Regions from separate parts of the Mus musculus genome. Here region 2 is linked to region 1. The links are chromatin loops, found by intact Hi-C in ENCODE. Cell type or tissue: left cerebral cortex. All regions are shown on one strand. Each heading gives the region's core, and the rest is flanking DNA. Links, peaks and the distances in the headings are about the cores only.

Region 1 (5,370 bases), core at 52-5,051:
GACTGGCTCGGGTTTAACACACTGCTAGGCAACCTGGGACTGTGAATGCAGCTGCCCTGGAAGAGGAAAGAAGGTTGGGTTGATGAGGTCATTTGGGGGAGGGGTGCTGGTTACCATAGAAGTACGACTTTTTGAAACAGCCTTATTTTTATTACCTTGAGAAAAATGGAAATCCATATTACGTGCATGTAATCAATCACTCTGAGCAAGAAAGGCATAGAATAAGACTCAGCAAAGCTAAGTGTCCTGCGGTGGACAAGTCCAGACAGGAACTGAGTCAAGCTCAGCGACGCCCAGTGACAGCAGGGATGCTCTCAGGAACCGACCGTGTGAGGACGCGCTGTAAGCACACTCAGACTTCAGAGCCAGCTGGCTCCACCCTCCAGTGCTGGAAAGAGTTTAAACCGTTCGGTCCTGTTCACTTCTGTGGAGTTAGCAGAGCGCAGGAGAGACAGATGACCACGATTTGCGTGTGTTTGATCCTAAGGCTTTTACTTTCAAAGAGAGGAAAAAATACGGGACCAAGGGAACTTCTTCTCATTGACCGTGAATTCTCAGGCCACAGAGCAGTGGAGACGATTTCCATAACGTTCCACCTCACTCGACACACATTTCCCAGCAGCCTTTGATGCTTCAGTGAAGAGGTCCCCAAGTGCCACCCCACTCCCCACATTTGCCCTGTAGCCTCAGCTCCTACACCCCCTCCAATCTGCACTCCTCAGAACAGGTCGGGAGGGATATTTGGGGGGGCGTATATTGAAGGTACCAGGATTCCTGTTAGTGTACACACACACACACACACAAGCTCATCAACCATTGGTCCTCCTAAGCTGGTAGGAGTTATATATCCCTGTTAAGTGGTATAAAGTTCAGAAGCCCAAGCAAAGCCTTGGGTCCTGTCCCTTTTCCCTCACTAGACTATTGCTCTATGGAGCCACTGGTATTGTGTTTTATAAAAAAGAAAAAGAAGCCAGAGATATGTTTGGTGGAAGGGAGGTATGTGTGGGGGAAAGGGGTGCCTCCCTTCCCCCTGAGGAACCAGCCACATGAAGACTATATTATAGAATAGAGTTTATTTAGGGCATGGGGAGGGAAGTTGAGGGGGTAGTAGAGACAGAGAAAGGCAGACACACACACACAGAGCGAGAATGAGAGAGAGAGAGAGAGAGAGAGAGAGTATAGGTGGGCCGTGAGCATGTGGGGGGGAGGGGAATTGGGAGAGAAGGGACAGAGAGGGAAGAGGGGAAGAGAGGAAGAGCAAGAGGAAGAGTAGAGAGTGAGGAGGGGGCAAGCAGCCCCTTTTATAGTGAGTCAGACACACCTGGCTGTTGCCAGGTAGCTGCGGGGCCTAGAAGAAATGTCAACAACCAGGACCCCATTCTGATCATCCACTATAGGTTAGCACTTTCCCTCTAGTCAGGCCTGGTCCAGTATGAGCTCTAGATCCTCAGCTAGGACAGGGGGTGGTTGACTTTTGAATAAAAGAAGAGAGCAGTGAGCATTCAGCCTCCGCCACCCCCCCCCCCCCGGCGTGAGCTGCCACCCCTCACAGTGCCTTATCAGCAGGTGGACACACACCCCTTACATCAGGGCCTCTTGGGGTAACTGCTCTAAACACAAATTTCTGACCTATCTAAAGTCTCCTGGTGCTTAAAGTCCCTGCCCCAGGCTCACCGCCTTCCTCCAGGGGGCAGCAGATAGAATCAGAGTCCACCCACCTCCAGACCCAGCACTCGGCTTCCCATGCTGTGGGGGCTCATGACTGTACATCTGAAAGCACTGGCTCTGTTTCCTCTCTGTATGGTCAGGCTCCTCCTAAAACTCCTACGAGGAGTGAGGGATGGGCCAGGGTGAAACAGCAAAGTCTAAAGCATCCAGGGCACCTTACAGTTAGGAGCCCCGAGGCTGTGGGTGGGCAGTGGAGAGTGAACATACACAATTGCAGGAAGCAGAAGGTGGCAGGGCCCCGGGGGCTTCTCCCAGTCTATGTGCCTTCTGCATCCTGCTCCACCGCAGACTGGAAGCTGGAAGCAGAGGGACTACACTCAGGCAAGCCTTGGGTTGGGTCCTAGCGGCCCCTTGTGGCCATTTCTCTGGCTCTCTCCACCAGCCTGCACCTGCAGGTGGGAAGAAACCTAGGTCCAGTAAAGGCTGCCCAGGGCTGGGCTATGTGGTGAACTTGGCCAGAGGGCTGCAGCCCCTTGAGCTCACTGAGTGGCTTGGGACAAGCCTCTGAGCAGAGCCAAACCAGTAGTCAGAGAAGCTTGGACAGAAGGACCTCAGAGGACGTGGCTTGCCCTTCACAAATTCATCATATAGAGGGAAACTGAACCGTGGATCCTGGCAGGGGGCCACGTGACCTACCTTGGCATGAGCACAGAGCTGGGAGAGAGCCACTGTGTGCTGGAGAAGGGGGCTTCCAGGGCCAGAGGGGCCTGCCCCAGACTCTCATCCCTACCTGACTCCCTTCCCTGACCCCGCCACCCCCAGGTGACCCACCTTCCCTTCACTGTCTCCACTCTTCTCCCTCCCCAGAGCCTTCTTGGATGCCCGCTGCTCACCAGTCAGGTTGGGAGCAGGAGTTCACATCCTAGCCTCAGGAGATCCCCCGAAGCCCCTCTCCCTGCCTGAAATCTCTCTGCCGAGTCCGCACCACAGATGCCATTTCGAGGACCCTCCAGAGCTCGCCATGCTCGATTTCTCAGAACCAAGGTCCCTCCCATGTCCTTTGCACATAAGCTTCATCTCCTTCTTCCTCATCTGCGAGACCCCATGACAGCTGGCCACACAAACACACAACACACGCACACAGATGCACATATACATACACACACATACATATGCATGTAGACACATGCATATACATACATATGCAGATACACATATACACACGTATACATAAACACGCATACACATGCAGATACATGCACCTATAAACACATATATACATACACGTGCAGATACACATACACACACACACACACACAGTAGACTTCTTTACCACCTATTACTATTTGGCCACTTCTAACTCAAAAAATTGTTTTTGGATGGGGGTCTCATTATTAAGCTCTGGCTGTCTCAGAACTCTCTAGACCAGGCTAGCCTCAAACTCACAGAAATCTGCCTACCTCTGCCTTCTGAGTGCTGAAGCTGAAAGCATGCCCCACCATGCCTGGCCTCTTGCTCGGTTTTTAGAAGCTGGATTCACACGCACTCATGGTTCCTTCCTGGCCCACGGAAGGAGCTCTAAACTGTCTTCATTCCTAAATCCTGTGGGCACTGCACTGTCCCGCTCAGCAGCTTGCCAGAAGCACTGCCCAACTCCTGCTTGACTGCATCCCTCCCAGGATGCACCTGTCCCTGTCTATAGCTAACCCTCTACTGTCATGGGCTGGCAGGAGCATCCTTCTCAGTGTGGTGTTAGACTTAGCCCCAGGATCCAGCCCCATCCTGCCCTGCCTGATAGCTCCTCCAACTCCACATCTAAAACTCTCCCTGACCCCCAGTGTTCTTGTCTCTTGAATCAGGGACCAGGCCTTGTCATGATTCTTGGCTGAAACTCCCTCAAGAATGAACCCGGACATACCCTGAATGACACAGGGACACCAGAGCCACACAACAGATGGCACATTTTTGACCTTCCTGGTTGTCCTTCATGCTGGGTTGACAAAGTCTTCTGAAGATGGAATGGGAGAAGACATTCTGGGTCCCCCACCCCGGTTATCAATAGGGAGGGGAGTCTGCTCAACTCATAACCCATCAGGATCTCTCCACATACCAACCCCAAACCATGCCAAGGTACCCTCAACACCAGAGGATACTGTACCTCCCGCCCAGGGCTCCTGACAGTGCTAAAAGGCTTCTTTGTGGGGTGCAGGAAGAAGGTGTGTGTGTGTGTGTGTGTGTGTGTGTGTGTGTGTGTGTGTGTGTGATGCAAGTGCCAGTGTGTACACGTGGAGGCCAGAGGAGGCCATCTCATGCCCTATTCTACAATGCCTCCCCTATTCCTCTGTGAAAGGGTCTCTCTCTGCCTCTGAAGCTAGGCCAGCAGCCATGGAGCTTGGGACATCCTTGTCTTTCCACCCTTCCCCCTTAGCAGTAGGGTTACAGGCACGGTGGTGGCCATGCTCAGCTTTTAACTCTGGCTCTGGGAACTCCAGCTCAAGCACGTCTGTGCAGCAAGTACCCTGGTGTGCAGTCATTTTTCCAGCCCCACGTCAGAGCCTTCTTAGAGACATTTCCCTTGAGAAGCCTTTCCATTTGCCCAGGCTGGTGTGGCTCATCCTGGGGGCCCAGGCCCTGCTTCCTTCCCTGAGATCCTCAGATATGAAAGCCTGTTACTCACTTCAGAGCATTCACACCTGTCACTTTTTCTTCCAGGACCCACTTCTGTCCCATCTATCCACATTCTGATTGCAGTCCGGCCCTTGCCTCTTCTAGCTGACTACAGACCTCCACCTCTCAGACCCTAGTCCTCTTCTATCCCAGCCTGCTGGGCTGGATGACCCAGCCTGCACTCACACCTGTCCCCTAGAGGAGTTGACAGCTATGCCTTCCTATGCTTGCTCTACCAGAGAGATTTGCATGTATCCAGCCTGCATGGCATATAATCACTTGATGATTATCCATGTCTTACACACGGAAGCGAGGCTCCGTGTCCCAGGCCAAGTATCCAGTCTGTGCTGGGAAGGGCTTTCCCAGACCAGAGTTCCACAAGAACCAACAGCCGTTCCAAATGTGGTTTAAATGGAAACCAGCCTTGGAACTGCTCCCCGCCCCCCACCCGTTCTGGATGGAGGCTGTGTGTCCTCTTTCATGCTGTTTATTCTTTTGAACAAATTGTGAGTTTTACAAGACATTCAAAGTCTGTGGTGGCAAACACATGTCCCCGTGGTGAGTGTCACTTGGCTCACTGAAGTGAGGGCTGCGAGTGCAACAGGCGGCCACACGGCCCCTCCTCCTTGGGCTCACATGTGAGGCTCACATCTTGCTGCACCAAAAGCCACCTCAGGAAGAAGCTGTCTCCACCTCGGTGTCCCTTTCACATCCCTCAACCCCACACTCATAGTTCTGCAGAAGTCTCACAGCATCTGAGGGAGGGTGTGGTATGCCTACCTAGGAGAGAGGGGAACAGGTGTGCAGGAAGGAAGAGGGGACAGCCCAGGGCCATGAGCTGGGAGCTGGAGCTCTGGTCTCCTAGCTCCAAAGCTGGTTTCTCTGAAATCCTCAGAGCTTTTTAAGTCAAGGCAGAAGTCCCTTCTGCTTGGCCCCCTGTCCTAAATGGACCTGAGTCTCCAGAGCCCTTGGGAATCTATTCATCTTCCAGGCCTCAGTTTCCCCTATGAAGAACAAGACGATGGGCCCTGAACT
Region 2 (5,370 bases), core at 212-5,211, 170 kb before region 1:
CAGTTAACAGTCAAGACAGGCTCCCACCGGCTTGCATGTAGGCCTGTGTGATTCGGATAATTCATCTGGGGCTCTCTTCTCAGGTAAGTCTAGGCCGTGTCAATTTGACAGTTAGAACTAAGTAGGACAGATGAGTTTCCTGGCTCCAGAAGGCTGGGAAAGGAACAACAGGGCTTGTTTTAGATTTGCTCCCAGGAGCAGGGCCACAGACCCACCCCACTGACAGAAAGAATCAGAAAGTTGGTTCCAAAGAGGCCAGATGGAGTCTTCTGACTGGGAGGGGTTTCTGGAGACCATCCCGTCCACAGTTTTCTCTCCACACTCCCTCTACAGCTGTCCTAGACCGAGGGGTTTCCTCCCCTCTTGTTCTGCTTCTGACTGACCTGTACCCATCCACTGAGGTCTCCCCTGAGCTCCGTGGCCCAGGAACCCGAAATTTCTAAGTTTCAGGAGAATTGCACCAAGGAAAGTCTGGGCTGGTGGTCCTACCCCCTCATTACATGTGACAGATTCTCCTCACAGACATGGACTAGAAAATACCCATGGGCTGAGGCCTGGCTTCCTTCCCAAAGCAGGCAAATTGAAATTGAAATTTCTGGGCCTCGGCTTCGCTGTGTGGTGGGATGGACAGCAGTGGCCCGTCTCCAGGTGGTAATTCCTAGGTTCTGAGAACTGGGAGCTGCTGTTTCTATCTGAAGACCCCTGGCCAACTGTCCACTGACAGGACCCTCTGTGCTGTGGGAATGCCTGTGTTTCTCCACCTCTGTGCATAGGCAGAACTGGGCTTCTGACCCTACACAGTCCACTCCATGTATTTCCCAAGGAGCTAGGGCCAGGAGCAGTGGAGGAGCCCCACACCATGGGGATGCTTTCTAAGTGCCAGGCACTTCAGAGATGTTTATTTCCCCCCACAGCTCTGGCACGAGGAGACCATTGTTCCCATTTCATACATGCGCTGCCTAAGGCTAGCTTGGAAGGAACATGGGGCAAGCACCAGAGGCCAGCTCCTCCCTTGAGCAAGGGGAAGACTGGGAACCTCGGGATGGACAGTTAGCACGGAGAGTTGTGGGAAGGGGGGAGCAGGGATGGCGTGAGAGCAAGCGAGAGACAAGGGTGCTCCTGGCGGGTGCCTAGGCCTGGGTCCAAACAGAGTGAGGCCCAGGCCTTGGGAGACGTCTGGTCTGGGTCCTTCTATTTATTTGCACATCACCAGATGTAAACTAATTTGTTTAGCAAGAAAAAAAACATTTTTATTGCCTTTAAACTGGGCTGTTTCCCTCTGGCTGTCCATCCTGCACTGGTAGACTGGCCAGGAAGCAGAACTTTTGGGAACAGTGTGAGGTGAGGTTGAGGCTGCGATGTCTTGTGTGGGGTGTTTGTCCGCAGCGGTTCCCTAGCAGCGCCTACTCTGCCGCAGCAGCCCGTGCATCCGCAGCCCAGGCATCTCTAGCAAGCTGCAGGCTGCGCTGTGTTCTCCTGTTCTCTTCTGGAGGCTCCTGCTTGGACTCCCAAGAGGAAGCCTGTTTGGTTCCTCCCGCTCTGCTTATTTTGACACGTGGCAGTGTCCATTGTTAACTATCCCACCATACCTCATAGACAAACCACAGTCTTAGGCGGACTGTCAACCCCTTGTGTGGAGCTCATTTCTGTCTGGGCTCCTGTTTGGTGCAGGGGAAAGTGAAAGGCGCCTTAAACACAGGAGGAAGGAGCACTCAGGTTTCAGGGTACTTACTGTGTATGCCAGCACTCAGGTTTTAGGGTGCTTACTGTGTATGCCAGCACTCAGGTTTCAGGATACTTACTGTGTATGCCAGCACTCAGGTTTCAGGGTACTTACTGTGTATGCCAGCACTCAGGTTTCAGGGTACTTACTGTGTATGCCAGCACTCAGGTTTCAGGGTACTTACTGTGTATGCCAGCACTCAGGTTTCAGGGTGCTTACTGTGTATGCCAGCACTCAGGTTTCAGGATACTTACTGTGTATGCCAGCACTCAGGTTTCAGGGTACTTACTGTGTATGCCAGCACTCAGGTTTCAGGGTGCTTACTGTGTATGCCTGCTGCTGGGTTAGGTCCTTGCTGTAGGTCGCGTCTTAATCTTTGGGACTGCAGGGTAGGGATCACCATTCTCGCTCTGCGGACAGTGCTCACAGAGCCCAAGAGTGGAGTGTGAAGGAAGGCTCGTTTGTGCAGAGCCCACTCCTCTCCCCTGCAAGTGCTCCAGAGCGAGCACCTGCACTTGGAGGGGTTCTCAGAGCTCTGGGTGGAGAAGGTGGAGGCAGGAAGATGCCTTGCCTGGGCCCTAGAGGGTGCTAGAGGGTGTGCTTTGAGCTTAGAGTGGGGGGGTTGAAGGAGAGGGAGGGTTGCTTCTGGCCCCAGGACCCAAACCTGGCCAACTGGAAGGGCAGTTCTGTGTCTAGAAAGGGGCCAGGTTCCTGCTTGATCCACCCAGTTTTCCCCTAAGGGATTGGTCTGTGACCAGGACAGTGCGTGAGCTTCTGCTCTGCTGGGTGTGGGGGCCTCTCTCAGTGAGTGAGTATCCTGGGAAGTACAGGGTGAGTAGGTCACAGTGGGACCAATGCAGGCTCTCTAGGGATGCTGTTGAGGCTGCCAGCTGGGGTGCAGTGCCGTGAGTGACATGCGTGGTGTAGGGAAGAGGGGTGAGAGAGGAAGAGAGGCGCAGAGAGATGGGGAGCTTCAAGGAAGCTGTGACCAGCGCTCAGCCTACACAGAGGAGACCCAGCTGGCACAGAGAAGCTCTTCTACTCAGGCTTGGACGGCTACTTGCCAGAGGGTAACTAGGAGTCTGGCTCCACCCAAGGGTCTTTTCCTATCCCTGTCCCTCAAGTGGAGCCACAAAGCTTGCAAGTGATGCTTGTGGTGTGGGGTGTCCCAGATTGCTTCTTCCTCTAGGCTCGATCTAAACCTCAGACCCCAAACCAGAGCAAATGGTGCTAATTTGCTGAATCCCAAACTGAACCCAGGGATTAATTTTTTGTACCTGAACCAAGTCTATGATTTCTTACTGGAAATAAAGAGAGAAGGTTCTATTTAATTTAAAGTCTAACCGCCTTTTCTCCTCTACGATTGCCCGGAGTTGCTTGGACAAGGTCCTGTTGGCTGTTGGCTCTGGGTGATTTTACAGGCTGGGGTGGGGATGGAGTGGGGAGATACAGTCCCCATTGAGAGCTTTTGAGGGCAGGTTTGGAGGAAAGGGTGGTAGACAGTGTCAGCTCAACAGAAGCAGCCAGGGGGCTGGATGGAGTCTGGGTCTTTCTGTTCCCTGCTTGTGTAGTAAGCTCTCTGGAGATGGGAGAGCTGGCCTGTTGCCTGGAGTGAGGGGAGTGGGGCGCAATGCTCTGGAGGTCTGTGCATGAGGTCAGCCACACAAGCTGATCTGGGTGATGCTACCTGCCGGCATGGCTTCGTTTTTCAATATCCTCTTAGGTTTCCCCGAAGACCAAAGGCAAATTAGGGTGTCCCTGCCGGCTGTGGGGCATCATGGTCCCCTTATTTGAGGCTGAACCAGGTACAAACCCAAGCCTCTGATATGGGGGGGGGGTAATGGGTGGGATACAGGCATCTATGTCCACTCATCCTGTCTCTCTGTGTGCTGCACGCAGGTCAGTAAACTTCTCTAAGCCTCATTGTAGGCGTGGGAAAGATGGCCTAGTGACTAAGGGTGCACTCATAGTGTTTCTCCAAAGGACCCAGGTTTGGTTCCTAGCACCCACATCGTGCAACTCACAAACACTTTAACTCCATGTCCAGGGACTTCCAGTGCCTTCTGGCATCAGCAGGCACCACATGTGTGTAGTGGACATAAACTCACACATCACACACACACATACATAAATAAAATAAAAATAAATGAATTTTTTAGAAATCCAGAGAAATAAGACCCTGAGGTACTGAATGTCTTGTCCTAGCTAGGATTAAGGCCACCGCATGGAGTAACATACAGAAGGTGCTCAGAGAGCAATGGTTGTGTGAGTGTGGGGATGAGAGCAGACTCAGGAAAGAGGCCATTTGGGGAATTTTAGCTTATTGAAGTTATGTAGACCCCACTTCTGACCCCAGTCCAGCAAAAGTGGGGGTGTTTGAAAACCAGCTGTTGCTTGGTTACAGGCTTTGTGCCTCTTCAGCCTGTGTGAGCTCCTGGCCTGACGCTAGCGAGCAGTACTGAGTTAGCAATACTAGGTCATCAGTACTGGGTTGGTAGTACCAAGTCAGTGATACTACATGCTGACCTATTACCATGGCCACAGTGAGGAGGGGTCTCAAAGTCTATCTGCTTCAACTCCCCCTGGCTCCTGGAAGCTTGGCTCTCCATATTCTGCTGGGATGACCTCAGGCCTCAGTCTTCCTTCTGTAAAATAGAGCTGTCAGGTCCCTTCTAGTGCTGTAGGGTTGTGAGCTGGCATCCTTTAATGGAGACAGCATTGACTCAGTCTCAGAGGGCTGTGCTGAAGCCCTAGGTTTTGCTTGTCTGCCTCTACTTGAGCCACTTGAGTCTTCCCTTGCACACCTCTTGGAAGAGTGGTTCTCAACCTTCCTAATGATGCAACCCTTTAATACAGTTCCTCATGCCGTGGGGACCCCCAACCATAAGGTTCTTTCATGGCTACTTCATAACTGTAAGTTTAATGTTATGAGTTGTTATATAAATATTTGATATGCAGGATATCTGATGTGCAGCCCCCACAAAGGGGCTGAGAACTACTGTCTTGGAGGTCATGGGCCTTTGTCCTGGACCTGGGCTGGGTATGCCATGATGTCCCCTCCGTGTTTCACAGGGTCACAGGACTCTGGGTCAGACAGGTACTATCTGTGCATGCCTTGGGAGCACAGTTACCTGGTTTCTGTCCCCAGAGACAGAACCTGAGGCACCAGGAAAGGAAATGACTCAGGGCTATGGTAGCTGCCAAGGGTTCTCACCTCCCAGGGCTGCAGGCTTGCTCACCCAGTTCCTGGGCCCTGTCTCCATTGAGCCTCACCATAGAGCAGGCAGGCCCTGAGAATTGTTCTTTTTGGCGGTTTCCAGGGGTGTGGAAGTGTTGGTTGTGACACACACTTCAGGTAGTGCTGGTCCAAGTCGCCCTGACCCAGGGACTGTGTAGTTTCTCTTCCCAGGGCTCCTTTCCTACGTCCCTGCTGAGTAGCAGGCCACAAAGGCTTCGGTGTAAGCTTTAGAGTGTCACTGTCCTGCGTGGCAGAGGGATGTGTAGGGTAGAAGGAGCTTTCTCTTTTTTTCTGGGAAAAATTAGGTCCATGTAGTTGGATTTCATCCTTCTAAATAAATGTCTGCTTGTGCAGTAAATGTTTATGTGTGCCACTCTATCCCAGCCCCTGAGCCAGGAGACAACTGAGA

What was found. A loop is a pair of places that touch in the nucleus more often than their neighbours do. Peaks named below come from ENCODE experiments on the same cell type or tissue, not always from the same donor. Only the 100,000 strongest peaks of a DNase experiment are listed, where the experiment ranks them.
Region 2: it touches region 1 in a loop (8-fold over the local background); 7 of 42 quality-filtered maps call a loop at or near these places.

The regions. Positions count from the first base shown.
Region 1 is chr4:107,651,063-107,656,432 of GRCm38, forward strand. No RefSeq gene overlaps it. Among named protein-coding and RNA genes, the nearest start is that of Gm52673, 28 kb to the left of the region's middle. In left cerebral cortex, for the core only: a CTCF peak has its summit at 2,080 (motif pointing left); DNase peaks (open chromatin) are centred at 345 and 2,056.
Region 2 is chr4:107,483,797-107,489,166 of GRCm38, forward strand. All of the region lies in intron 2 of Glis1 (GLIS family zinc finger 1), which reads left to right. Among named protein-coding and RNA genes, the nearest start is that of Gm46866, 51 kb to the left of the region's middle. In left cerebral cortex, for the core only: a CTCF peak has its summit at 2,301; DNase peaks (open chromatin) are centred at 2,299 and 2,658.